2 separate regions of the Mus musculus genome follow, and region 2 is linked to region 1. Evidence: chromatin loops called from intact Hi-C (ENCODE). Cell type or tissue: gastrocnemius. All regions are shown on one strand. Each heading gives the region's core, and the rest is flanking DNA. Links, peaks and the distances in the headings are about the cores only.

The links. Peaks named below come from ENCODE experiments on the same cell type or tissue, not always from the same donor. Only the 100,000 strongest peaks of a DNase experiment are listed, where the experiment ranks them.
Region 2: it touches region 1 in a loop (2.8-fold over the local background); 2 of 42 quality-filtered maps call a loop at or near these places.

What each region holds. Positions count from the first base shown.
Region 1 is chr7:142,527,866-142,539,074 of GRCm38, reverse strand. Mrpl23 (mitochondrial ribosomal protein L23) reads right to left here and starts at 6,043. Exons shown (of 5, transcript NM_011288.2): 1 at 5,881-6,043; 2 at 3,948-4,070; 3 at 2,923-3,005; 4 at 1,735-1,808. The coding sequence starts at 5,897. In gastrocnemius, for the core only: a CTCF peak has its summit at 5,956; DNase peaks (open chromatin) are centred at 5,911 and 6,560; H3K4me3 peaks cover 2,321 bases; H3K27ac peaks cover 3,153 bases.
Region 2 is chr7:142,311,357-142,322,565 of GRCm38, reverse strand. No RefSeq gene overlaps it. Among named protein-coding and RNA genes, the nearest start is that of Krtap5-4, 13 kb to the right of the region's middle. In gastrocnemius, for the core only: a CTCF peak has its summit at 5,851 (motif pointing left); DNase peaks (open chromatin) are centred at 5,817 and 7,486; H3K27ac peaks cover 935 bases.

The DNA of each region.
Region 1 (11,209 bases), core at 3,032-8,031:
GGACTGTGCCTGCCCGCAGCATTTACTCTGGAGCCTAGAGCTCATGGCCTGTGTGCAGCACTCAGTCAAACACTGTTCTGTGTAAACATGGTCAATGCTCTTTTTGTTGTGTGGGGACTGAGAGCTTGCTAAGGCTCCCTCCCCACCAGACCAAAAAGATGTTTATCAGGTTCTCAGAAGAAAAATGTGGTCGCCCACCACGTGGGACCTGCCTTTCCCCTGCCACACTCACGATGAGCTTTCTCTCCCCCCTCCCCTAGTTGCCCCTTCCTGAGCCTCACAGTGCCGTTACCAGAAGCCAGAAGCCCCCCCACCCGTAAAAGACACACTAAGAAGACAAAGACTAAGACAAAGACAAAGACTAAGAAGACAAAGACAGCCTTTGCAGATACAACCAGAAGTCCCAAACACGAACCATTTCTAGGCTGGAGCCGGGAAGGGGGTGTGTTACAAATTTTAACTCTGGTTGAGAAGTCTCGCCTAGTGGGGGCACAACAGGCCCCTCCATTTATCACAATTTCACAGAGGAAGGTGGACATGGCTGGTGGCAGCTGCAGCTGCCAGATGTAAGAACTACTGAGTCCAGCTTTCATGAGTGTGGTGGGGAAGAGGAGGGGAATGTAGGGGCTCAGATGTCTCAAAAGCCACTTGTAACCATAGCTGTCTCTGAAGTGACTTGTGGCAAATGCCAGCATATGGATGTGGCCCCCCAGGCCGTGACAGAGACAGATGGGTGGATTCAACACCTAGCTCACAAACACACACACAAGCCTTCAGAGGGCCCAGGCCTTCCTTTCCCACCTGCATGGGCTGATTTTATGTACAGCAAATATTAGGCCCTGTTTAGAACAACTGTAGCTCTTTTTCCAGCAAAGCTGCCTCCCTCCCTTACAGGGTCTTTGAACAAACAGCCATGCAGCACGGGAGGGTGGGAGGGGCCCATTCTCAATAGCACGAGACTGCCATCTAGCGGCCTGCTGTGGAGGCTGGGGCTCCCTGGAGAGCTGTTTACACTGAAACTGGAGAAATTGGAGGAAGCCCCCCTGTGGGGTTCAAACAGTGGGGGGCCAGTTAATGGACCCTGCCGAGTAGAGTCTTCCTTGAGAGATTCCCGGAGGTCAAAAGGGATTCTGTCCAGAGACTGAGACCAAAGGGTACTTGTAGGTTAAGATTTGGTCTCAAAGGCAGTGGGTCGAGGACAGAGGCTCTAAAAGAGAGCAAGCTTGAAAATGTGGCTCTTTCCAGGCAAGTCTGGTCTTGTGAGTAAAGGCCCAGACTAGGAGTCTGCTCCCAGGACCCCAGGCAAGGATGAGGTGAAGGGGCTTTGGTACCCACACTCACAGAATCACTGTCATGGCTGACTAACAGAAGAATGTGTAGGGTCCGTATACCCCAGATGTCTCAACCTTTTCACAGCACTGGGCTTCTAGGGGAACATAAACTCTGCACCAGGCAAGGTATCCTCACAGAGCGGTGGCTTTTCACATTCACCCTCTGATTTCTGTTTCCTCCAAACACATGTAACTAAGGCATGGGCTTGTAGCACAAAATAAGGAATGGATTTACTGAGGACTACAGAGATGATCTGCGGAGGTGCACTAGGACCTGGGCTCCTCCTGCCCCGATCTCCAGGTCTGGGCTCTGCTAAGGTAGAGGGAATTGCACAAACAGCCCCAGGACACAGATGAGACAGTGAGCAGAAACAGAGGCGGCAGGTCAGCCGGTCTCACTCACCAGCTGCACGTAGGCCACTTTGTAGTCTGGTTTCTTGATCCTCACATTCTTGTGATCCCTCCTCCTGTTGGAGCCTGTGAGGGGACAGCAGACCAGACCCTGCCTTAACTTCTGGCCCCTTGATGAGCCCCACAATCTAGAAACCATTTTCTAGTAAGGCACAGGATATCATCTGGAGGTGGAGTGGGGAGGGGGGTTTCAAAAGGCAGGCTGAACACCAGAGGGGGGGTCTCAGACAAACATCCCAGTTTCTCTGTTTAAGTAAAAATAGTCTTTGAGCTGGCTGGTGGTGGCTCACACCTTTAATCCCAGCACTCAGGTGGCAGAGGCAGGCAGATCTCTGAGTTAAAGGCCAGCCTGGTCAATGACAAAAAAATAAATAAATAATGTTTTTGAGAATAGAAATGACAACAGAAGAGTTTAAAAGAACAAAAGGAATTTTTTTTTTTTTTTTTTTGGTTTTTCGAGACAGGGTTTCTCTGTATAGCCCTGGCTGTCCTGGAACTCACTTTGTAGACCAGGCTGGCCTCGAACTCAGAAATCTGCCTGCCTCTGCCTCCCGAGTGCTGGGATTAAAGACGTGCTCCACCACGACTGGCTACAAAAGGAATTTCTTTGCTCTCTGGTGAAATGGAGATTCTCTAGGAAGGGCATTTCTTTTTGTTGTTGTTGTTTTGTTTGTTTGTTTTTTTGTTTGTTTTTGTTTTTCGAGACAGGGTTTCTCTGTGTAGCCCTGGATGTCCTGGAACTCACTCTGTAGACCAGGCTGGACTCGAACTCAGAAATTCGCCTGCCTCTGCCTCCCAAGTGCTGGGATTAAAGGTGTGCTCTACCACGCCCGGTAGGAAGGGCATTTCTAAGAGGGTAGCACTACTAGCCAGCCTTGGGCACTAATCAATCTGCCACTGATGGGCTACTTTAGGATCTACTACAGGAGGAGACTGTGGAGGCCTACTAGAGACCAGCCCAGGCTAAGGAAGTGGTTCTAAGGAACAGAGGACATTTCAGGGTCACAGCTAGAAGTGTTGGGGACCTTCAATGAGCTACATAGAAAGAGGCTGGGCACCCTCTGGCAAGACAAGGCACCCAAGCCCCTCAAGGCCTTTGCTTCCCCTCTGGAGTCTGAAGACAACAAGAAGTAGACAAGGGGCTATGTCCTGGTGGCAAGCCACCAACACAGGTACCCACCATGCTGCACCCGTGTGCGCACGGCAGCCACGGGAACATTGTAAATCTGCTCAAGGTAATTCCGAAGGTCCACCCTGGTCATCCTGGATGAGACAGAAAGCAAACAAGTTTGAGCTAAGCCTAGATAAAGAGATATCCTACCCAGGGATAAGGGTGAAAGTCCAAGGAGCAGCTGTGGCCAGGTGAGGCTGGCTCCAGTGTTGTCCCCTCCAGACAAAAGGATGAGCTAAGAGTTAATGAGGGTGGGATTTCATCAGAGTTGTTTACTTGGTCCTCTCCACCTGGATCCTTGACCATTACCTGGAGCCAGGTGGGCTCACCCTGATCAAATGTAAGATATCAGGCCTGTCGCCAGGCTGGGCTCCTATCTGTAACTAAAGACTCGCCCCTAGGGTCTATGAGACATGTGCTGCCAGAGGGGCCTCTCTAGGACTTGGGGGACAAAGCCCATGGTGGCTTTCAGTACAACCCTGGCTACCATAAGCTCCTGTGTATGTCTGGAAAGCCAAAGAGACCCTAACCCAGCTCCTCCAGGGATCTGCTCCTGCCCCCTGCCCCTGCTGAGCTGGTCCCTGTGGATTTTAGGACTCAGAGCAGTACAAGCAGTTGGGTTGCACTGAACCTTCCTTAAAAGGGGGCACATGGAACTGCGAAGAATGAGGTAAGGGACTCAGAGCTCACATCCTAGAAGCCCTGCAAATCTCAGCATGCTCCAACCCAGCCTCCGGGGACTCCTTTCCTGGGAAAAGGATGGAGGCAAGAATTCAACAAATCTCAGGCTTTCTGTTAAGCTTTCCCCAGGTGGAGGGCGAGCCAGGAAGCCAGCCAAGAGCATGCTTACTCTTTGGCTGCCTGAAGCTCTGCAAACACCAGGCCCCTCCACCATCCGCTGAGCAAGCAAAGTGGCCCCAGGTCTTTCCACCACAGGAAAAGCCTGGCCCTGGGGAGCTAAGCTAAAAAACAGGACAGGACCCACATCCTGGAGGCCACTCCCCAGCCCCTGAACTCCTTTGGGCCTCACTTACTCCATGGGGATCCGGAACTGCACGGTATCTTCAGGCTGTGCAGTACCAGGCCGCACCAGCTGAATGAAGAAGTTAGTTCGAAATACACGGAGCTGGGGGCCACCCAGTTGGTAAAGGGGGTACCTGCTCAGGAGAAATCAGGGGATTGAGGTTATACACACAGTACTGCAGGCTCATGTGTCCACTCACATCAGCAGAATCGAGGCAGGGTGGGACAGTTACACATAGGACCTGTCCCTACTATATGGTTTCATTAGTAGGGGGGACAAGCAGCTTCCCAGCCTAGTCCTTGGCCTCCCTACTGGGTTCCAGGGCTACTGACACTACAGCCTTCCTATAGAAAGGTCAAAAGGACAGCTAAAAGAGAGAAAGAAAGAAACAAAAACAGGAACTAAGGCTCATAGCTGTGGTATGGGAGCAGAATAATGGTCCCAGCTTGTAAAATTGTAAGAACAAGGAAGGAAGGACCTCATAAACAGGGCAGTGGTGGTACTCAGCTTGCAGATACCACCTCTTCCAAAGGCCTGCTGCTAACTCCTGCTTCTGGGGAGTGGCCAGCCCGGAAATATCACCCCCACCCCCACCCCCAGGGCCCACAGAAGTTCCTTGAGAGGGAGGAAAACAGGCTGGGGGCTAGAGAAGACAGTGTTTCCAACATGGCTCCGAGCTAGCAACACCTCACTGGACACCTAAAACTATCTAAACAAGCAGGACTTGGTGGGATAGCCAGTTTCCACCATTATCAGGCCTGTAGAGAAAGCAGGATCTCTGCCTGGTGGTCCTGCTCGCCTCCATGCCCACCTGAGCAGACATGGAGAAGGACAGGAGAAACTCAAGGACTGGGATTACTAGAGACTCATAGTTCATGGTCCCCAGGTGGAGGGTGGGTACACAGGACCACCCTAGGGTCACACTGATAACCGAGGTGTGGCATGTGGGCCAGACCTCTAAGTCTTGGGAGCACCACACTGGAAGCACCAAGCTGAGGGCACCAGAGAAGTTTCAGGGCTGAGAAGCAGGTACCAGAGTTTCAGATGACTCCCAAGGTAGCATGGTGGGAGCCTCAGAAGCAGGCCCCATCGCTAAATGTTTGCCAAACTCAATGACTCAAGAGCCTACCTAATGGTCAAATTAGAGGTCTGGCCTTTTAGGGCTCTCTTAACTTCTTTTCTACTATTATTATTTTTTTTTTTATGAGCAGCCCCAAACAGCATATCTCAAATGGAACTCTTGGCTCTCTCTTCTCGCTGGGAGCCTGGTTCCCAACTGGTAGGCTGTTAACCTAGTCCTCCTCAAAGCTCAGGTCTCATCCCTGGTCTCACTCTGCCCCCACCCACCTGTCACTCATTCACGCATGGGTCCAACCAGCTCCCTGCAAAGCCAGGGGGTGAGCCCAAAAGCTGAACTAGACTGGCCCTGCCTCACACTGGCCTGGTTCAGAGGTCCCTGGTCTCCCAGCCAGTCTGCGGAAAGAAATCACAAGGTTGCCCACCAGGGAACCAGCCCTCACCCCTTCTTATTGCAGGGTCCCCCCAATTCTGCTTCCACGAGAACTCTCAAAACCGCATTAATGCTCAACCTAGGGCCACCCAACCAGTGGGTCACGTGTTTACTGAACACATGTTTCCGGCTCAGACTGTGGGAGGCTAGCACTGCTGGCCACGTGGAGACCGGTGAATGTAGCAACTTTGGGGGACTTGGGCCAGGGGTCCTGCAGGCAACGGCCAATCCTGGCTCAGCCCTGGCTGTCTGCCAAAGCAGGCTGTAGCCGCTGGCTGTGATTGACAGCCAGGACACTAAGCCGAGGTGGCCCTGCCGCGTGGACCCTGGCGGGTTTCCCGCCGCGTGCGGGCGCCTCCGGCTTCCGGCCCGGGCCCCGCACCCACCCGACCTGGGCTGCTTAGCCCGTTCCGCGGGTCACGACTTTACTCACAACACATTCCGCGCCATGGCAGCCGCACCTCCTGGTCAGGAAGGAGCGACACCCGCCCCGCACAGCGCCCGCGCTGGCACAGCGCCCCCTCGCTTCCGGAGGCCGCGCTACCCTCTCCCTGCACCGCAGGGCCCCGCACTTTCGGTGTCCCGCAAACCCCACCCCACCCCCAACCCCGCACCCGAAAAGCCCCTCCCCCACCCGTGCACCGTAAGCTGCTTGCGCACCGCCCCCGGCACAGCGCACCCCGCCTCTCAGCCATAAAAACAGTGAACAGCCCCGCCCCTCACCCGGCCCCGCAAAAAGCCGGCATACACTCTGTACCCATTTGCCCCATCCCAGCACCACACAGAATCCTGCATACCTCTCGGTGTATAGTGTACCTCCCTGTTCTTCAACCTGTAAGCACCCTACAGTACATGCTTTCCCACCCACAAGGGCACCACACTTTGCCATGAGCAGTCCCGCATCTCTGCACTGCTGGCTGGTGGATTCTACAAAGGGCAACTACTATCCTGTTTCCCCACCCCAACATTGCATGGCCCCACCAAGCACAGTCATACACCTTGTACCCCCCCCCCCAAATCTGCTCTGTGAATCTACTCTGTTCCCTTGCTGTAGGTGGTCCAGCAGTACCTTTGTCCCCACTCCCCTTTTTCTGGACTGGACGAAACCACCCCATAAGGCTCACCAAGGCCTGGCCACATAGCCCCCACCCTGTGTTCCACAGCCTAGTCTTTCTCTAGGCTCTGCCAGCTCTTTGTCCCCTTTCCCACATAAGCACATCAGAGGCTACACCCATGCCCTATCCCACATAGGACCCTAGCCCCCCTCAACAATTAAGTCACAGCCTCGCCAACAATCCCTTGGGCAGCAGAGATGGGGAAGGGTGGGGTGGACTGGATCTCTTGTATGAAGTCTACGGCCCCTCTCCCAATCCAGACTGGGTTGTTTTCCCTTCCAGGCAAGACTCCCAGGACCCCCTCCTTTCTCCTTCCCTCCCTTTCTTGGCTGCCCAGCCACATTTGCAGCCCAGCAGCACTGCATACTCCCTGTCCCAGGAGCCCCTGGCCACACCTCCTTCAAGAGGCCACTAGCCTCCCAAGGCCTTGCTGTTCACAAGTCCTCAGCCCTGCAGGTCAGAGACCCTCCAGCTTCGTCCTAACTAAGGGATCCCTGCCCATAGCTCTTGTCCCGACTTGGTGGTCTTGCTGCTCTCTCCTGCTTCCTGGCCCATCTCTCCCCATAGGTTCTCTCTGCTGCTTTCCAGCTCCCTCGGTCCTTGTTAAGTTTCTGTCTGTACCCCACGGCAACATAGTTGTGTTTGGGGGCTCAGGAAAGGAGACATGGGTGGAGATATCAGGCACATTATAAGAGGCCATCATGGTGGCTCTGGGAGAAGCATCTAGGTCACCCATTTAATGATCAAAATGACCACTGGGGTCCCCTAGGATGAAGGATTAGAGGTGAGTTGTGAGCACAGATCCCTGCCCATATCCACTCCTGTGTAGTGTTACAAAATGAATGTGGCTATGACCCAGCAGCAGATGATATTAGCCTAGCCTGAGTTCTGAGCCCCATCTCTCTTCCTCTCCAGATCAGACTTCTGGGGTTTTCTCCCACTTCTTCTGTCACCCATTGCTCGGCCTGACTGGACTGCCGTAGCCCGCTACAGTACCATTCCACACCTCCTCCAAGAGGCCGAAGGCTAAAAAAAAAGGAACACAAGGACCAGAAAAGTACAAGGTTGTCCTTTCCTTAGTAAAGACTGTTGTTAGCCATATTTAAGATGGGCTCAGGGTTGTAACAAAAAATTAGTTCCCTAGCTGGCCACTGCTTGGGAAGAGACTTGGTAGACCATGTAGGACTGGGAGATTGAATTTAGATTCATGAGTCTTGCACCTTTACCCAAACTGAGCTATCTTGCTGGCCAGCTCTAAAATTAGGTGGTTCTGAGACTCCCCCTGGGAAGAAAGCATTTAAGTGTGAGGTGACCTTATATGTGACATATGGTGTACGTAACTCTGGGAGAAAAAGACTCCCTAGTCAAAGAAGGTGCTGAGCAGGGAGAAGCCAAGTGGCCCTGTGGGAGCTGGGGTCCTCACAGCTTGGAAGACAAAGGGTGAAGGAAAGGGTCCCTTGTGGGTGATGAGCAGCTGATCTTAGGACACATTGTAAAAGGGACTAGTGTTGCCACTTCAGCTACCTACCTCAAGCCTGTCCCACCAGAGTCCCTCAGTTCCCTTCTGGATGAAAGTTTCTGGTTGAATGTTAGGCAACTTTGGAACTGCAAAATGGTTGGTGTAGGGGAGGATTTCAGGCTAAGGATACACCTGGTCCTCCCAACACCAACACAGGAGTCCCATTCTGGCCCAGATGTGGCCCATCTGAGCAAGCCACATCTCCACCCCTTGATAAACCAAGAGTTACGGAGTACACCTGTAATCCCAGCACTTGGGAGACCAGGCTGGCCTTGAATTCAGAGATCTGCCTGCTTCTGCCTCCTGAGTGCTGGGGTTAAAGGTATGAGCCACCACAGGCAGTTTACTTTCTAATCTTGGATCAGACCTAACAAATCTCATGCCATGCAGAAATTCTCTTTCTTGGTTCCCAGCTTGTCTTCTCAGCCTCCCTGAAGTTATTATTTGAAGAACCAAATTAATAATAATAATGATGATGATAGTAATAAATTCCAGTTTGTCAATTTGTTCTAGAGAATATGCTTTTGGTGTTGTGACTAATAAACCTCTTATATTCTGTATTGCTGTTATTTGTTTTACATAGATTTTACATGCTGTATAGGGTATGAGTTCTGTTCGTTCTTTCTCTCTCTTTCTTTCTTTCCTTCTTTCTTTCTTTCTTTCTTGCTTTCTTGCTTTCTTGCTTTCTTGCTTTCTTGCTTTCTTGCTTTCTTTCTTTCTTTCTTTCTTTCTTTCTTTCTTTCTTTCTTTCTTTCTTCCTTGTATTTAGGTGTTCAATTGTCCTAGCCAAGTTTCTCTAAGAGGCTGTTTTACACTCAGTTGCCTTTGTACCTTGTGTCAAAATTGGTGACAGCTCAGTGGGTAGAGGCGCTTGCTATGAGAACTGACTCCCTGAATTGGATTCCCAGAACCCACATGGAGAGAGCCAACTCCCAAGGGTTGGCCTCTGACCTCCACATAAGCACTGTGGAGTGCATACTCTCCATACAAAATAAATAAGTACATGCAATAAAAATGGTTTTTTGTTTTTCCAGAAGTCCTGCGGTGCTCATCTCCGGAGCATCTTGTCCCTTGGTCTATTTCAGTGTTTTATACCAGTGCCACCCTGTTTAGAGTTTCAGTTCTCACAATGTGGGCACTTGGATTTTATTGTTCTTGTTCAAGGATGTTTGGGCTATTTGGGGCCATTTGCGAGATTCCGTCCACAAAACCATCACCAGTGATGATTTTTACAGGGGACTTGATCTGCAGAACATTGTACGGAAACCCTGGTGCCACTGTAAAGTATTCACGCATTCAAAGATTGGGTCAACGGGAAGTTTTTTAAGAGCAGAAAAGGGGAGCCATTTACGTAAGCTCCAGGGGAACAAAGTTCACCTGTCAATCTTGAAGGGCCAGGGGCGGCTTTGGCGCCAGCTCCTTGGTGGAGGTACCCGCAGGGTTGTGTTCTGTCCAGAGTACATTGTAGGCATTGCTACAGGCTTAAAGAATGTTAAAGATAAACTTTGTTGGAGAAATCTGTGCATACGTGCAGAGCTGGTGGGGGTGTGGAAGGAGTAGGAATCTCTGGTGGGCCTTCAGAATGTGCCTGAGAAAGTAGTTATCTCCGCCAGTCAGGCAGGAGGTCTTTATTGCTTCCCGGCTCTCAAGTTGTTTGGGCCTGACAAGAACAATTTTATCTCAGTCTCAGCAGGTTTCACCATCAGTTTAAATTTTACAATCTCCAGTTAATTTTTACAAATTCAGGGAGAAATGGACTGCTTATCACCGTGAGCCCTCAGCAGCCCCGTTTACCCAAGAATATCCTTCAGTCCTGTTTTTTGCTTTTCCAGATATTGGTATCTCACCCTGTCATAACTATCACTAACTATGGTGTATTTATATATTACTGGAAAATGGCATCTTGAAAATGTCAATGCCAGACCATTCCATGGAGATAAATTTGATCCTGTGTATATCCATCTTGTCTCTTGCAACCTTACCAGACCCCTATTTTCAAAATTTTCTGAAGATTTTATCAGATAAGATGCCTGTGTTATCTATAAACAAAACCGCTTGCAACTTTTTTCCCAGGCAGGCAGCTGCTTCTCCCAGCCAGATTGCCCTTTGGAGAAAGCAAGGGGACACGGCAGGGGTCTGGGGACAGCTATCCCAAGGAGTTCTCCACAGCACTGCTGAGAGTTGCTGTTCTCCCTCTTAAGTAAGTCAGGAATGGATGTTTGCTAACGCCATTCCTGAACCTTAAAGAGATGATCATGTCAGCTGGCTCAGGTGGGTGGTTTGTAATCCCAACACTCCAGAGGTATGGAGTCAGGAGGACCAGGCATTTGAGGGTAACCTAGGCTGCATGGTTGGTGCAGGCTGGCCTGAGCTACGAAAGATCCTCCCTCAGACAACAAAAAAAGATCAGTTTGTGTTTCTCCCTGTGGAGTTCCTCATACAACGTGTCACTTTGGTTTTCTAACGTTACAGTAACTGTTCATTAGTTCCACAGTTGATCGCCATGCATTGGCCTTTTCATGGAGAGCTGGGTTCTGCTGGCTAAAATTTTAGTTTTATTTGAGGCTGGGGAGAGGTGGTGCACACTCTTGGTTTCTTATGACATTGATTTTGTATGGGACAGTCTGAACTCATGAAGTTGGAAAGTACTCTCTCCTCTATTCTTTTAAGAAATGTATATAACGACTATTATCTCTTCTTTAAATATTTGGTAGTATCTTCTAGAGAAGCCACGTGGCCTGATGGTTTTAGGCTTGAGCTCTTTTCTGTCAGCCAGGATTTCTCTCTCCCTCCCAAGCCCACCCCAATCACATTGGCCAGAGGTTGATCGGTTGTACTGATCCTCTAAGAACCAGGTTTGGGGTTTCTCGATTTTTCCCACCCCCAGCTTCCACGTCCCTGCTGGATCATTTCCCTCCTCCAGCTTCCTTTGGACTGTTTTTCTTTTTCTGCATTCTGAGATGTGAGAGCTGAGATCCTTGGGTCAAGCCCTTTCTCAGTTTCCCACACAGGCCTTCAGCAACAAGCGTTTCCCCCGAGTGCCTGCTGAGTGAGTGGCATTTCTTAGCCCTCAGCGCTGGGGTTCATTTTCCTCCTGTTCAGAGCACTCCCCAATTTCCTTGTTGAGT
Region 2 (11,209 bases), core at 3,086-8,085, 220 kb after region 1:
TGTAGTAAGACTTTGTCTCAAAGATTAAAAACAGGGAAGAGATCATGGAAGGAAACCGATAGCCCCTTCTGGAGCCATTCTAACATTTAATCTTCAAAAACAGAAAGAATATAATTTGAAAGATAGAAAAAAAATGCAAAAAGACTAAACATGGAAAGCAAGCAATGGGAACAAAGAGGACCCAAGGCTTGTGAAGGCAATGGGGCAGGATCTCACCCTGTACTGGTAGCTTCCTGGGGGACACGAAAAATGGAAGGACTGAATGGGCCCTTCCACCGGCCTCATAGGTCACACTTAACCCTGCTGTGAGCTGTTAAAGACACTGTTGTTGGTACTGCTCACAGGTAAGGCACAGGCCACAGGAGCCTAACAGCCCCAGCCCCACCCCCCATCCCCCCACCAGCAGAGATCCAGGCCCAGGGCTGGCTGCCCCCTTCCCCCAGGCCCATGGCCACCCAGGCCCTGAGAACAAGGCCATGGTTAATCCACTTCCCAGCAGCAGATCCTCTGTCCAGCCAAGGTGGGTGGGAAAGCAGAGCTGCTTCCTCAGCCAGAGAACATTCTATACCATTCTTGCTCACGCTGTTTAATTACCCAGTGTTTTCCTTTGGGAAAGACCTGAAATTGCAGAGATCTTGGGGATTTTGGAGGAATGCGAGGCCTAATTTTGCCTAATTAGGAACCGTCTGGGCGGTGACGGTGATGCATCCCAGAGTTGGGCCTTGCAGACCCTGGGCCTCCTGGGCGGTGGGGGGCTGGGGCTGCTGACGCACATGTTTACCTGAGGTCCCAGGCCACAATCTGGTTCGCATTGGGAAATCAGGCTGTTTACAGGAGGCCGCAGCTGTCTCTCCCTCTCCTTGCCTTTCATTTTTCTGTGACATTTTGCAGGTCTCCCTGGGCCCCTTTGGGAGGGTCAGAGGCATCCTGAGAGTCCAACCATACATTGTGACCACTGCTCTCACTGAGAGGGAGATTGCTATTCTGAAGACTCTGGGGATGGATTTCCAGAACATCCAACCTTCCAGACAATGTCAGTGAGCATTCTGCACCCAGGCAACGGCTGACAGCAGGAGTCGGTTCACTCTGCACCCAGGCAACGGCTGACAGCAGGAGTCGGTTCACTCTGCAGCCATGCAGTGGCTGACTGCAGCAGTGGACTAGTACACCAAAGGGATGAAGGCCTAGGCCAGCTCTCCAATGCCAGCTGCTTGCTACAACCTTCTCTTTCCTCACTTCCCCCTCCCCTCCTTCCTTCTTCCTTCTTTCCTTCCCATTATTCTCAGTCCCCCCCCCCCCACTTCTTCCCCTGCTCCCCTACTCACTGTGGTTTGATGCAGTTCATACTTGTGGCCACAGCTTCAGTTTGCCCGTGATTTACTGGCTAGAGTGCTTAGCTCCTTAATAAGTTCTGAGAGTTTTGGGTGTCAGTGAGGCTGACTCTGTCCTCCTGGGACACATTTGTCACTGCTGGAATTTGCTAGCTGTCGCTTAGCTTGTCATCTTAAACACTCTTATTTGTTCTCTTAACCACAAAGAGACAGGCACTTGCTCAGCACAAGAGGGCTGTCCCCTGTGTAAGGAAGGCAGTGACACTCACAGCAGGACAGTAAACACTTCTGATGATAACAGGGTAAGGTCATGGTCCCAACAGGAGGTAACCCCAAGAAACTCACGGTTCCCTCCCTCCCCAGAGTCCTGGCATCCCACTCACATCCAGAGGCTTGGTAAACCAAGCCAGGAATAGAGGGGACAGCAGCTCCTGGCTCAGAACACGGTCTGCACCCTAGACAGAGGTTTCAGAGCAGAGAGTGGCTTTGAGGTGGGAACTGTGAGTTTCACAGAGAGGACAACACAACACAGCCAGGTAGAAGTCCTCTCTGTCACTGGGAACCAAACCTTGCCAGAGACACTATGAGGCTTTCAGTTCAGTCCAGCTGGGATTCTCGGGGCACCGTAGGCCCAGGGTCTTCTCGACCTGTTAGTGTGTGTCCTCGGTGCGCACAGTATCATTCAGTGCAGTGAATAAAGACTGTTGTCCCCAGCCAGCTCTGCATGTCCCTGCCTGGGACCAGTTCCCTCAGCCTCCCTGTCCTCGACTGCTGAGCAAATTCTGTGAGGAAATAGCGTGGACCCTTGTGTGGCCGCCTGTGCCTTTCTCGTCTCCTGGGTAGGGAGAGACACTTTGCTACTGCCAGGCTGCTGTGAGCTGTGACACATGCTAAGTGACGGTACCGCTGTTTCCTGTGATGTCCTCTGTGCCCACTGTCTCAGTGTCCCATATCCGGGCTGTGGAATCTGATGTCACAGGAGCTGGAACCGAGTCAGATATCTGCGGCTCTATCTTTCTTGCTGCGTTATGGTTCTGACGCCACCTTGGCCTCACCTTAGTCTGCACGGTCTCAGCTCTAGCCTCGGCCACCATCCTCTGGAGCCATCCCAGAGAGCTCTTCCTGTAATGTGTGGTTGTTTCCTTCCCTCCCTCCCTCTGACAACCCTGCAGCAGAACATGACAGGGCCTCTCAGCCCCACCATCCACTGCCCATTGCCAGCTTGGGGCCCTAGCCACCCTTGAGCTCAGGGCACAGCCCAAGGCCTTGACCAGCCTGGCACTGAGGGGACTCTCATGCATAGCGGACTTCCCACGGGACGTGGAAGACGCACTTTATGTGCTCACAGGTTTGATTATGAAATATGCTGGCTAAATCAGTTTAGAGGTTTATGGCCCAAGGCAGCAAGCCTTTTGTGTTTAATTGATTTCTGCCAACCCCATCCTCGGCTGTGCTGTTGTCAAGGCTCTGTGTATTCGCACTGTCAAGGCTGCTACCCCACATGTAAACACCATCTCCCAGGGATGGAAAACCTTCTCCTGCCAGAGGCACTGGGCCCCACCTTGCATGCAGCTTGCTTTTGTCTCTGGCTGGGGCCTGGCTCATCAGACACTAGACCCCAACCCTCTGCTCTCTCTGCTTTCTGCTTCTCTTTCTTTCTTCTCCTGTTAGCCTATGTTCTCATCTTTACCAAGGCATTTTTTTTTCTCTTAAAAAATTATTAGGCACGGTACGGTTTTACTCATCCACTTTCTGCCATGACAATCAATGTCTTAAACCAAAAATAAAGATTAGGCTATAAGCTTGGCTCCTAACTTCTCTCTGAATTGTCTTTAGATTACGGGACCATGCGGTGCATCACTCTGCAGCTTGGTACTATTATTCCCTCTGCTTGACGCATGGCTCTAATTATGGGATGCATAGCTGATCACACTGCCCACGCACTAATACGCCAGTTAATAAGCTCACAGCAAGAGCTGGGAAGATGGCTCGGTTGGCAAAGTGCTTGTCTTGCAAGAGCAAAACACAGGGAACTGAATTTGGAATCTGTTCGACGAGCCAGGTGTGACAGCACACATTTGTAATTCTGGTGTGGATGAGACGAGAGACAGAGGCGAGGTGCGGGTCGCCTCCCTCACAGATCACTGGCCAGCAAGTCTAGCTTACCTGATGAAGTTCCTGACCATGAGAGACTCCGTCTCAAACAAAGGTTGACGGTGTCAGAGGATTGACACCTGGGGCTGTTCTTTTACTGCCATATATGCACACTACACACTACACACACACACACACACACACACACACACACACACACACACACACACTCACAAGCTCACAGTAAAATGTCCCTCTGAATTCCTCCTACCTATATCCATGCACCGGCCAATCAGTGTCCCAGTGCCCAAAGAGACAGAAGAGGACATTGAATGCCTTGAAAATGAAGTTACAAGTAGTTGTGAGCCACCATGTGGGTGCAGGGGCTCTGCAAGCCCAGCAAATGTTCTTAACCCATGAGTCCTCGCTACAGACCAGTGTGCTCATTGTCACCCACATAGTGCAGACACATTAAGGTCAATGTATGTAGCTAGTACCACACTTTTCTTCCTGAGTCTACGTTGCTGGATGTTGCTTGACGGTATACTGTTCTTTCCAAGATGAGGTGCCTCTGTACACATCCTATTTGTGACTATCTCTGTGCTGACAAGTGATCATTAGGACTGAGACCCAAAATGTGATGCCCAATCCAAAAGCTATCCATATTCCAAGTTTAAAAGATGACGGTAAAGAGCCTAGCAGAAATATGAGTAAATCCTATGCCCAGGAGGCTCACCAGGAAAGGGTGCCCGTGGCTGGCACCCACTAATGAGTGTGCTATGCTGTGGAAGGACCAGTGCAGCGGGGTTGCCAGCAGTCCAGAGTAGCTGGCATGGGGCGCATGCCATCAGTCAAGGGCGGTAAGCAGCCACTTGGCTTAGTCTAAGAGAGCCCCCTTTTATCACCAAAAACTCGGCACCCCTGGGAACCTGTCAGAGAGCCATCAGCACTGCAGTGATCACCAAATCAAATCTGACACGGCCATGCTCTCTTCCTGCCCCACCCCAACCCCTACAGGCAGGAGATGTGTGTGCATGTGGCTCATATGGCCCTCACCCAATGTGTGGGCTAGACCTACAACAGAGCTGGCTGTCCCCAACAGTGGCAATAGTTTGAGCTTTGTGTCTGAATGGGAGGGACTCAGGAAACCTTCGAGAAAGTTCTGAGTTTTCATATTCAAGCATGTTCCTCCTGCCTTTGAGGACCAGTCCTTTTACAGGCAGCTGCTGCACTTTATCTGGGACATCTGTCTTGGGCACAGATATTGAATCCTTGTATCTTATTAGCTTACGCAGAAGTTATCTTTCCCTGCTGTTTCTCTGAGGGGCCTCCCTAGCCTGAGTGATCTTCCTCCAACAACAGAGGCTAAGTGCCAGGTCTTCCCTGCCTCTTGTCGTGAAGGCCAGGTAGGCCTGGCCTTGGGGAGCCCCAATGACAGGAGACACCTTCTGCTTACTGGAGCTCCTACCCACATCCTCTGTCCCGGTCTGAGTGCACTCACATTGAGTAAGAAGCATGCTAGCCCCCAATGTTCTGTGAAGAAAGAGGAGTGAGTTCCTCCTTCCCTTTCAGACTGAAGCCTAACTGGGCCGTAGTGTGTGTCCCCAGGCTGCTGACCCCTGGCATAGAGCAGGAATGATGTCATCCAGGGTGAGCAGACACCTGCGATAAGGTAGGCCACAGACTTCCCACATTCAACAGGAAAGCTTGCTCGTACGTCATAGAAAAGGCCTCAGGCCCAGAGCTGCTTTTTAGCATGTAGCAAAGGCTGTGAACCCCAGCCCTAACCCTGCAGGGCCCCGGAACATCTGTCATATGACTTCCAAGCCTGGAGCAAAAACAAAGTCAGGAGTTAAGCACAGCCATCAATATCTGACTGTGGGGAGCCAGGCCCACCCCAAGGTTCAAAGGACCCCTTCATGTTTTATCTGAAGTGTGTATGCTGCACATCAATCAAGCTCAGCCTGCAGATGCCCGGGTCATCCAATGGGCATTCAGTGAGGCCAGGTTTAGGACCTCCAGGCAGAAGTGTGCTGTACTGAATAGATGGAAGAGGTCTGTTTTGGGACACAGGGACCCCATCCCCTTCTGCCACAGACTACACTGCTTCAGCTCGAAGGTGTGGTGGTAGGGTTGGAGTCCTGAGATGGGCAGCCATGTTCTGCTCACAAACGAAAGAACTGGTCACAGGCCCACAGACTGTCTTCACGTCTCAGAGAGAACTGAGCCACCAGAACAGCGTGCTGGTGTCTGTCACTATTCTGGTGTCACCCACTGTTCTGTCAATGGAGCCTCTCAACGCAGGTCCAAGTCAGAGTCCCTCACATGGAGACTCAGTTCAGAGTGGTGACCGCTCTGCTTGGGTGAGGGGCTCTATCCATCCTAGCCATGACTTGTTCGTTTTCTCATTCAACAGTGCCACCTGGTGGTAATCTCATGCAACTACAGACAACCTGTCTTAAGTTTCCAAACCTGAAACTTTGGGTCCTTTTGGAGCCCAAAGCTCTTGCAAAAGGCATTTTGTTCGGCCTTGTTTCCATCACTGAGACAAATATAGGCACCCATGCTGAATGCTGCAATCAGGTGTTGATGTTGAGGCTGGAGAGACAGCTCAGTGGTTAAGAGCTGCTGCTGCCCCTCTTGTGAGGACATAAGGGGCACCTACCTTCAATTCCCAGCACCTACAAGGCAGTTAGTTCACAACCATCTGCAACCTCAGTTCCAGGGGGAGAAGACCCTGGGCACCAGCCATGCTCAGGGTGCACATACACACATGCAAGCAAAACAGTCACACACATAAAATAAATAAATCTAACTTAAAAAAAATAAGGCCTTGAAGTTCAGTCCACCATAAAGCTGGTCACAGATTTGGGGATGTGACTCAGTTGGTAGAGTGTCTGCCTAGCATTCCTGAAGTCCTGAGTTCTATCCCCAGCACTGCAAAAACAGGTGTGACAATGCACTCCTCCAGTCCCAGCACTCTGGGAGTGGAGGCAGGAGGACCAGGAGTTCTAGACCATTCTCAACTACATAGTGAGTGTGAGGCCAGCATGGTCTCCATGAGCCTCTGTCTTGAAAACATACACGCTCATATTGGTTCTGCATGCACATAAGACATTTGAACTCAGAAACGCACAAGAAAAATGGCCTGTGTCGGGCACCTGCTCAGTAGACAATGGAGACAGAAATCAGAAACCATCTTCGGTGGAAGCCTGTTTCTCTTACAGGCAGATAGCTTGTAAATCAGCCAGTGGTTTATCAGCACTGGACAATGCTGTGCTAAGGTCCTGATGAAGATGGCTCCTAAGTCTTGTCTTCTTATTCTCTACATCCAGAGTCGGACCCTGAGGCCAGAAGAGCTTTCAAAGACTCCTGCAGCTCAGCAGCCCATCTTTCCTGGTGATGCTGTGGGTTTCTGGTGTAGATGGTCACACAGGCCTGGACATACTTGGGACAGTCAAAAGCCAAGTGCAGCACCATTTCTCTTTGTATTTTTATGCTCACATGCACATACAGACACACAGACACATGGACACAGTCTCTCTCTGTCTCTGTCTCTGTCTCTCTGTCTCTCTCTCTCTCTCACACACACACAAGGAAGGCAGAGATCAACCTTGGGTATCATCCATCAGGTGCCATACAACCTGTGTTTTGTGACAAGAAGGCTCATGGGAAGTAGGGATCACTAACTAGGCTAGTCTGGCTAGTCAGCCTCAGCAATCTGCTTTGCTTCCTCAATGCTCTGACAGACACATGCCACTGTCACTATGCTCAGCTTTTCTATGGGCGTTGGGGGGTTGAACTCAGGTCTTCTTGCTTAGATAGCAAGCACTTCACTGAGTCATCTCCGTGGCTCATGGTTTGTTTTGTTTTTATTGGTATACATCTGTTGTACAAAGCAATGGGGTTCCTGTGACATTTTAATTCTAATTTATTAGCCACTTTGACTATAGTTGGCCCCATTACCCTCCCCTGACTCCTCTCAGTTTCACACCTGCCAAGTGCCATTCATCCCCCCAAATAATGGGACTCAAGCCAAATGGGCATCCAGGCCTTCTCCTGCAGCCTAGAGACCCAGCTGCAAGCTAAAGCAGGGGCTGCATTCTCTAGTGCATGCTGGGAGCTATTCTCTGCGATGTTTGCTACTTGAAAATTCAAGTGTCTTCCCAGGGGGATTGAGGTCTCCAGCTGAAAGGTGACCAGCTGCAAAGCTGCAGTTTAAGCCCCCAAATGAGGATGCCAGCGCTCTCCCAAACCCCGCAGGGTCTCATGCTGAAGTCCCAGCACTATTTGAACCAGGACTTTATGGGCAGATCTGTCCTGATTGCCAAGGGCGATGGAATCTCCAGGAGATGGAGTTGAGATCAGGCTGTACCCTGCTCTAAGACGCTCTATATTATGTAAACAGTGGCTTTCAGGCTGTCCTGCCCTGGGCAACTCCATTTCACAAAGTGGCATTTGGCTCCATTTTGAGTGCAAATGTAGAGTCAGGATGACTCTGCACTCCACTCTGTAAGTAGACACCACAACCTGTCCAGCACCAGCCTCGAAGCACAAACTGGCAACCTATTTTTGTAACTCTTTAAAGGGATTTTTTGTGTTTCCTCTTTAAGGGCTTCTAGCTGTTTATCTGAATTCTCCTGTATTTCTTTAAGGGAGCTATTTATGTCCTTCTTAATGTCCTCTATCATCATCATCATGAGAAGTGATTTTAGATCTGAATCTTGCTTTTCTGGTTTGTTGGGGGTATCCAAGACTTGTTATGGTGGGAGAATTAGGTTCTAATGATGCCAAGTAGCCTTGGTTTCTGTTGTTTATGTTCTTATGATTGCCTCCCACCCTCTGGTTATCTCTAGTGCTACCTGCCCTGGGTATGTCTGACTGGAGCCTGTCCTTCCTGTGATCCTGGTTGTGTCAGAACTCCTCTAAGTCAAGCTGTCTCTGTGATCCCGTGATTCTGGGATCCTAGGATCATGAGATCCTGGGTGTGTCTGAGCTTCTGGGAGTCAAGCTGCCTTTGAGACCTTGAGATCCTGGTGTGACCAAGCTCCTGGAATCCTGTGATCCTCTGATCCTGGGTGTGTTAGAGCACCTGGGAGTGGAGCTGCCTCTGGGTGTTGTGGGGCTGGCTATAGATTTTGCGCCCAAGGTCTGCTCAGGGCGCCGGCCCAGACCGGCAACCTATTTCTAAAGTACAAAGATGCCACACTGCAAACTTAGCAAAGCAGTCTGGGACCATGTGAGCACAGGGGCATAGTAAAAATCCCATTAGGAAAGCTGGGCCAAGGACTTATTGAACACACCAGGTTAATGACAGGGTACAATAGTCTCATCTGGACTCCATAAAAAAGAGGACACCTAACACTGGGATGGCAACAGCCTCACCAACCTGTAATCTCAGCACTCAGCAGCAAGGAAGGAAAAGAGAACGTTCCACTGTCCCAGGAGTTTCAGTTACCCCACTGCCGACCCAGCCTACTTAAATAGCCAGCCATGTGTTCATCCACTCATCAACCCACCCACCCATCCAGTCACCTACCCACCCACCCACCCACCTACCCATCCAGTCACCTACCTACCCATCCATTCATTTACCCACCCATCCAACCACATACCCATTTACCCATACCCATACCCATCCACACACTCACCCATCAACCCACCCATCCACATACCCACCCATCCATTCGCCCACCCATCCACCCATCCATTCACCCATCCATTATCCTATACACAACACACACACACACACACACACACACACACACACACACAACACACACACACACACACACACACACACACACACACACACACACACAAATACACATACACACATATCCATTCATTCACCCATCCACACACTCACCCTTGTACCCACCCATCCACTCACACACCCATCCATCCACTCATGTACCCACACACTCATTCACTCACCCATCTACCCACACACACACTTATTCACACACACACACACACACACACACACACACACACACACACACCCGTCCACTCACCCATCCATTTATCCATCTAGATCCAGTTCTGCACCTAATGTCTGCAGCTTCACTCAACTCTGAGGCTTGTTATGTCCTCCCCAACAGCGTTCCTTACCTTACCCCCTCCATGTCCTCCCCTCCCCTCCCCATCAACTCTCTGAGTCTGCCTTCAGTTAGGCCCCTCTGAACTCCTTGAATTCTGTGGTGGCCTCTTTAGCTCTTTATTGCCAGTTTGTAGCAGCATGAATATGTAAAGCAATTGATTACTGTGTAAAGAATCTGAGAGTTGATATTGGTATTGAACAGCAAATTTGTGCATATGTGTGTATGCTTTGGTCCTTTGTGTAAATGTTGCAATATTTGTGCAGAAACCAGTCGGTCCTCTTGGGGTTTGTTTTTTGTTTTGTTTTTGTTTGGGTTGAAATATTATTTTTGAGACGAGTCTTGCTATGTCTTAGTAGGTAGGGTAGGAATAACTTTGCCAACAGCAAGGTATCAAAGGAAGTCATGACCGTTTGACAAATTACAGCCAATGAAACCAATGTACCTTGTACACTCATGGTATTGACACATGGCAACACTGTGGAAGGACATATGTGGCCATCTCTGTTTCTGACATGCTCAAGACACACACCTCTGGGTGTCTTGTAAACCACTGCCAAGGGATAGTCTGTCTCAAACTGCCAAGGGACAGTTCTGGTCTTGCGTGGGAACAGCAGGATGCTGCCCAGCTTTCCTCCCTTTTCATTTTCTGGTTGAATCATAATCACTTGTGCCTTGTACCACTTAAAGCCCACCCATGCATGAACCACCGTGTGTCAGGGGTTCAGAGCAAAACAGGGCTCCCACCAACCTTCCACCGCCACCCCCCAGCTCTATGTTCCCTCTTCAAGACCCTTTTGCAAAGGCCCCAACAGGAAGCTGCTACTGCCTGTTAAGGGGGAGGAAGAAGAGGGAGAAGAGGAGGAGACCTAAAAGGAAAAGAGAGAGAGACAGCCTGAAAGACCCAGATTCTGTTATTTCCATTTCAAAGGACCTAGTTCCCCAAGAGAAAAGATCTCATTGACATTCACTAACATAACCTGTTTTACCAAGATGCCTGAACCATCTTTCCCATGAAAAATGAGTATCAGTGCAAGACAACTAGAAATACTGATTTCCTTCACCATCCCTAGAGTCCCCGGAACTCCAGAACGCCGAATGCTCTGTTCCTCGGGCCGAGGAGATGGCGCTTCTATGGAATCGTCTTCTATCTTATTATTCCATTCTACTCTACTTTAGAAGTGAGGTCTTGCTTTGGACCACTGCCATCCTCCTCATGTTAGGATTACAGGGGTGTGGATGCACCCCATCCCCACAGTGCACTTTAACCCATCCCATTCTCTTGGAAAACGTAGCAATGTCAGCACTGTTGATCAACGGTTATTCTGTGTTGTCTAGGGAACAACTTCAAGTCCCAGCCATGGACACACAAGAGGAACACTTGCAAGACACTCAGTGTTGGGACCTTGTTATGAAACCTACACCTTTCTTTCTTTCTTTTTTTTTTTAATGATTTTAATTTTATTTATTTTTTCATATATTACACCCTGACTTCAGTTTCCCATCCCTCCTCTCCTCCAAGTTCCTCTTGTCCTCCCCTACTTCCATACACTCCTCCTGCATTTCTCTTAGAAAAGAGCAGGCCTCCCACAGATATCAACCTAAAATGGCATAGCAAGTTCTTGTAAGACTAGGCTATAAGACACCTCCCTCATTTTAAGACTGGATGAGGCAATCCAGTAT